2 separate regions of the Homo sapiens genome follow, and region 2 is linked to region 1. A link is a contact called in ENCODE Hi-C or POLR2A ChIA-PET data. All regions are on one chromosome and are shown on one strand. The core of a region is the stretch at or near the end of the contact, and the rest is flanking DNA. Distances in the headings are between cores, read along the strand shown.

Region 1 (3,221 bases), core at 516-3,015:
AACTGCAATGATTTGAGCAATAAAATAAATTGCAATAGTATTGGAACATAACCCAAAGAATAAAACAAATGCCTACGAGTCTAATCTGATATAAATAAGTGAATAAATAAATACACATTGGGAGGCCAAGGTGAATGGATCGCTTGAGGTCAGGAGTTCGAGACCAGCCTGGCCAACATGGTGAAACCCCTTCTCTACTAAAAATACAAAAATTAGCTGGATTTGGTGGCAGGCGCCTATAATCCCAGCTACTCAGGAGGCTGAGGCAGGAGAATCGATTGAACCCGGGAGGCAGAGGTTGCGGTGAGCCGACATCGTGCCACTGCACTCCAGCCTGGGCAACAGAGTGAGACTCTGTCTCAAAAAAAAAAAAAAAAAAGAGTAAATAAATGAGAAAGAATGAACAAGTCTTCCTTACAGAAGAATTTTGATTAATAAATATAGGAGGACTGTGTACAGTGGTTCACACATGTAATCCCAGCACTTTGGGAGGCTGAGGTAGGAGGATTGCTTGAGGCCAGGAGTTCGAGACCGGCATGGACAAAGTGAGACTCCATCTCTGCAAAAACTAAAAATGAAAAATTAGCTGGGTGTGGTAGCAGACACCGGTAGTCCTACCTACAAGGGAGGCCGAAGTGGGAAGATTGCTTGAGCCCATGAGTTTGAGGCTGCAGTGACCTGTGATTGCACCACTGCATTCCAGTCTGAGTGACAGAGTGAGACCCTATCTCAAAAAATAAAAATAAATAAAGAATGAGAAAAATAACCATTAGAATACCACATAATACTTGCTGCGAGATCTACAAATGAATGCTAAAATTAGGTGAAATGCTAAGAAGAAACAGAATATTTGCATAGTCTCAGAGAATCTCCCCCAAAATATTTATCAATTACTATGATGATTTCGACATACGTCCGCAAAGTCTGTGTTATTCCTGCCACTGGAAGGTGGAACTTAATTCTCCCCTCAGAATGTGGGCTAGACTTAGTGACTCACTTCTAACAAATTGAGATAAGAAAGGAAAAAATAGTAACTTTATAGTGGAGTAAACTGGCAGACATCACTTGACCCAAATCATCACTTTAACATCACTGGTAGTAAGTCATGTTGATATCATGTGCCCCCTGATACGAAGCTAAGAGAAATACAGTTTACCTCTGTGATATTCTTCCCCTAAATCCATAACCCCAGTCTTCAAAAGTGTCAAGGTCATGAAAGACAAGGAAGACTGAGAAACTGTCACAAATTGGAGGAGACTGAGGAGGCATGACAACTAAATGCAACATGGTATCTTGGATTGAATCTTGGAACAGAAAAAGGACATTAGTGGAACAACTGGTGAGACTCAGATAGGTAGTAGCTTAGTGAATAGTATTGTGCCAATGTTCATTTCTTAGTTTTAATAAGTATATCATGGTTATGTAAGATGTCAGTATTAGAAAAAGCAGGGGAAGGCTGGGCGCGGTGACTCACGTCTGTAATCCCAGCACTTTGGGAGGCCAAGGCGGGCAAATCACCTGAGGTCAGGAGTTCAGGACCAGCGTGGCCAACATGGTGAAATCCCATCTCTACTAAAAATACAAAAAAATCAGCTGGGCGTGGTGGTGGGTGCCCGTAATCCCAGCTATTCGGGAAGCTGAGGCAGGAGAATTGCTTGAACCCTGGAGGTGGAGGTTGCAGTGAGCTGAGATTGCGCCATTGCACTTCAGCCTGGGCAACAAGAGCGAACCTCCGTCTTAAAAAAAAAAAAAAAACAGCAGGGGGAAAGAGGAACTCTGCTCTCTTTTTCCAATTCTTATTTATGTATTTACACAGGGTCTTGCTCTGCTGCCCAGACTGGAGTGCAGTGGTGTGATCCTAGCAGCCTCAAATTCATGGCCTTAAGCAGTCTTCTCACCTCAGCCTCCCAAGTAGCTAGGACTACAGATCCATGCCACCACGCCTGGCTAATTTTTAATATTTTTTGTAAGAGACAAGGTCTTGCTTGCTCTGTTACCCAGGCTGGTCTTGAACTCCTGGCCTCAAGTAGTCATATCACCTCAGCCTCCCAAAATGTTGGGATTCTAGGTGTGAGCCACCATGCTTGGCCTCTTTCCAATTCTTTGGTAAATCTCAAGTTACTTAAAAGCAAAAAGTTTCTTCAAAAGTCCTAATACATCACCTGTAGCCCTGTAGGCATTACAAAATAAATAAATAATATACTTTTAAAATAAAATGTTTAAAGGAAAAGAGACCTCAAAGGTGGGGCTTCACTTTAAAGAAAATTTAGCATATGTTATACTGAACATTAAGGTGTTGGACAACATTTTTGTTCGATTCTTAGCAAGCTCAGGAGGAGTTAAGGCTTGCTAGACTTTTAAGGATGACAAATAGCGAAGTCACACTATTTCTTCATTTGAAATGATGGACTGCCTTGGATAGTAAAGTTAAGTGTGTTTGTAGCAGCATGTGTTTGATGATCTCTGGGTATTTCAAATAGAATGAAAATTTTTCATTGAAGCTCTAGGGTTTTGGTTTAAATTACTGGTTTTCGTTCCCCAGATATAAAGACCTGATGCCACATGATTTGGCTAGAGCAGCGCTTACGTAAGTAAATGCAGTTTCATTTCCGTTCTTATTTCATTAAAGGCACTTTCTCCAGTTTTTACACATAAAATAGCAATTTGTTCTTATTTTAGCCATCTGTACTATACAAATTTAAGCAGCTTATGAATATTGTCAATCTTTATTTTGCAGGCCTAACAGTGTCTTAGCCTGACAGTATACTTTAATGCTACCTTAGCTAGCCACAGGACTCGATTGATCAGCCTAAACACAATACATATATTTGATGATTGCCTTAGGAACTTGTATAAGGGTAGCTGAACAGATTATGTAGATATTTACCTAGAAAGAAGCCTAAAAGACACCTGAAGATTCATGTGCAAACCAAGTAAAAATGTAAAATTAGATGTAGTTAAATAAGATTAGGCTGGATGAATAATTTGGTTGAGAATCATTAAATGTGTTGCTGTTTCATAACATGTAAGGCATTATCTCTTCATTTTCCACTGACACTTTGCCTTTGTGTCTTCAACCAGCCACAGTTCTTTCTTAGTTTGGAGAAACCCTTCAGTTGACCTTTCTGTCCATTCTAACTCTATGTTTGTTTTTTTTTTCTTCCTGCAATACCTCAAGCATGAGTGAAAGAGCAGTTGTTTCTGTTTCCTTATTATTAGTT
Region 2 (3,221 bases), core at 298-2,797, 140 kb after region 1:
AAAGAAAGGCATAAAGACAGAATGACTTCAGGTTTCTCAGTTAGCAACACTGGAAGGAAGCAGTGAAGGAAAGTTATTTCCAACCTAGAACTCTAAACCCAGGTAGACAATCAACCAAGTTCCAATTTTTTTAAATCCTGAGAATTGGTCAGGAAGTAGAGTATTCAAGATGGCAGCTCCCATTTAGACCACAAACATGGGGCGGTGGTGAGGAAACAGCTTCCCAAAAGAGGACTCAGCCCCCAGGAGGGAGGGAGCTCAAATCTGAATAGACAGAAGTCTGAAACAGTTGCTTTGGAGAACATACTAGTTCTACACTGCTGAACAACAGAAATACAGTATCAGCCACATATGTCATTTCAAGTTTTCTAGTAGCCACATTGAAAGTGGTAAAAACAGAACAGGTGAAATTAATAATTTATTTAACCCAATATATAAAAGTATTATTTTAATATGCAATCAGTGTAAATCATACTGATGAGATATATTGCAAATATTTTTTGTTCAAAGTCTTCAAAATCCATCTAGAGTGTATTTTACACTCATAGCGCATTTCAATTTGCACCAGGCACATTTCAAGTGCTTTATAGCCACATGTGGTTATTGGCTACCATATTGGACAGTACAGTGCTAAGCAGTAAAAAATGATGCATAAAAGACAATGATGAGATTTAAGTTAATAGTAGTTAATAAGAATTTATAGCATATCTGCAGACTGGCCAACATGGTGAAACCCCATCTTTACTAGAAATACAAAAGTTAGCTGGGTGTGGTGGTGCGTGTTTGTCGTCCCAGCTACTCGGGAGACTGAGTCAGCAGAATTACTTGAACCTGGGTGGCGGAGGTTGCAGTGAGCCGAGATGGCTCCACTGCACTGCAGCCTGGGGACAGAGCAAGACTCTGTCTTAAAAAAAAAAAAAATTATAGCATATCTGGACTGCATGGTTTTTTTGTTGTTGTTGTTGTTTGTTTGTTTCTGAAGCACTGATCTTTGATCCAGAAAGCACTTGGAAGGGATTATTTAAATAGAGTTGGTCATTAATTGGTGGTCAAAGTAGAAAGTCAAGGGAATTTTTTGAGTGGTGATGGGAACATGATAAGCCTGGCAATAGCTGAAGACCTGAGTAAAATGGAACAATTAGTTTACTTGGTAAGAAAACAAAGAGCATGTTCAATAAGAATAGGGAAGCCAATGAAATGACAAGAAAAAAACAAGGGGTTTTGGTTAGATTGGGAGTGGAGGATGGTAACTCAATTCTGTATCTCCAAAATAGTGTTACACTAGGTAGGATTGTCCTGGACTTTGAACAAAGGGAGTAGAGATGGAAGTCAGAGTTAGAAAAAGTCAAGAAAGAATGAGATAAAGAGATCTGCTAGGCTGAGGCGGGAGAATTGCTGGAACCCAGGAGGCAGAGGTTGCAGTGAGCCGAGATCGCGCCATTGCACTCCAGCCTGGGCAACAAGAGCGAAACTCCGTCTCAAAAAACGAAATGAAACCAAACAAAAAAACAAACCTGCTGTGTCATGTTGAGGTTTCATTTTTCCTAAGGCAGTACTGGTAGCCCTTATGGACACTGTGTGCCAGAGGAGAGAGCAGGGTCTTGATGATGTAAGTGGCGTGGGGGTTGGTGAGGTCACTCCCCCATGCCTCCCCTGAAGAAGTCTATAATCTGGAACTTTATCTCGCCACCGCCCCTTTAGTCTCATTTTCTGATTCACACACACAGACAAGCACACACACATGCACTATTTAGAAAATTCATGCAATACAAAAATGTAGAAAATAGAACTTCTCAGTAATTTAATTCCTGTTCTTTAAGTAATTGCTGTTATTCGTTTGTCATATATACTTCCAGAAAATGTCCTGTGCACATATAAGCCTGTTTTTTGTTTTTGTTTTTGTTTTTCAGACAGAGTCTCGCTCTCCCGCCCAGGCTGGAGTGCAGTGGCGCTATCTCGGCTCGGCTCACTGCAAGCTCCGCCTCCCGGGTTCACGCCATTCTCCTGCCTCAGCCTCCCAAGTAGCTGGGACTACAGGCGCCCACCACCACGCCCGGCTAATTTTTTGTATTTTTAGTAGAGACGGGGTTTCACCGTGTTAGCCAGGGTAGTCTCGATCTCCTGACCTCGCGATCCACCCGCCTCGGCCTCCCAAAGTGCTGGGATTACAAGCGTGAGCCATCGCGCCCAGCCAAGCCTGTTTTAAAAAGAAAATGTGTATTATAGTCTACATATTTTTCTAAAACTGGCTCCCTTTACTTAACTGCTGTGGACATCTTTCCCTGCTGTTAGGTATTACATCATTCTTTTTGTAGGCTACAAAGTATTTCTGAAATATTGTTTTCTCTTAATTAGTCAGCTACTAATATGTATGTAGAATGTTTCCATGGTCTTACGAGTATTGTCAGTGCTACAATCATCTTTCTCGTGCATATTTATTTATGTACTTGTAAAGGCTTTCTGTAAAAAATTCCTAAAGAAAGGATTGTTGGGTCAGAGGGAAGGCACATTTAAGCTTTTGACAAATCTTGCCGAATTGCCTTTTAGACACGTTGTTATACTTTACATTCCCACCCATGGAATGTGGAAAGCTGGGCTCCCACCTGATACTGTCAACCCTTAAAATCTTTTTTAGTCTCATAATAGAGTAATGACACCTCACAGGGTTTTGGTTTCTCTGATTATATGTGAAGCTGACCATATTTTCAAATGCCTATTTGCCATTTGTATTTCTTTGGGAAACTGCCTGTTCATATCCTCTGCCAGTTTTTCTCTTTGGTATTTTGTCTTTTGTTTATTGATTTGAAGGAGCCCTTCCTATTTTATGGATAGTAAAATTTTGTCAAATATCTTTTATCAGTTTATCCCTTGACTTTCAAGGATAAAATTTCTAAATTTTAGAAAGTAAAATCTTTTAATCTTTTTATTTTCTGACTTTGGTCTTATTCAAAGATGGGTTTTCTATGCTAAGATTATATAGATATTCTCCTGTATTTACTTCTAGTGTTTTTATGATTGCAGTTTTTTTAATATTTAAGTTTTTTAAATGATAGAGATAGTGTCTCTCTATGTTGCCCAGGCTGGTCTCAAACTCCTGATTTAAAGCAGTCCTTCTGCCTTGGCCTCCCAAAGCGCTGGGATTAACAGGTGTGAGCCACTGCACCTGGCCAATATTTAAATTTTAATCCATATGGAATATATATTTATATATGAAGTACAAT

What was found. A loop is a pair of places that touch in the nucleus more often than their neighbours do. ChIA-PET counts read pairs that join two places held with the same protein, here RNA polymerase II (POLR2A). Pooled maps may share reads with other maps.
Region 2: a pooled map shows a loop between it and region 1 (2.9-fold over the local background). The contact joins two enhancer-like sites. A Hi-C loop is called at or near these places in 2 of 50 pooled maps. POLR2A ChIA-PET finds 5 or more read pairs at or near these places in 2 of 52 experiments (H1 and activated CD4-positive, alpha-beta T cell).

What each region holds. Positions count from the first base shown.
Region 1 is chr2:26,267,411-26,270,631 of GRCh38, forward strand. HADHB (hydroxyacyl-CoA dehydrogenase trifunctional multienzyme complex subunit beta) reads left to right here. Exons shown (of 16, transcript NM_000183.3): 5 at 2,543-2,587. Among named protein-coding and RNA genes, the nearest start is that of HADHB, 24 kb to the left of the region's middle. Within about 2 kb of position 1,766, at least 3 of the 41 ENCODE cell types and tissues checked have a DNase peak (open chromatin) inside an H3K27ac peak, as active enhancers do.
Region 2 is chr2:26,410,889-26,414,109 of GRCh38, forward strand. All of the region lies in intron 1 of DRC1 (dynein regulatory complex subunit 1), which reads left to right. Among named protein-coding and RNA genes, the nearest start is that of DRC1, 11 kb to the left of the region's middle. RefSeq lists an enhancer at 1,419-1,558. Within about 2 kb of position 1,548, at least 3 of the 41 ENCODE cell types and tissues checked have a DNase peak (open chromatin) inside an H3K27ac peak, as active enhancers do.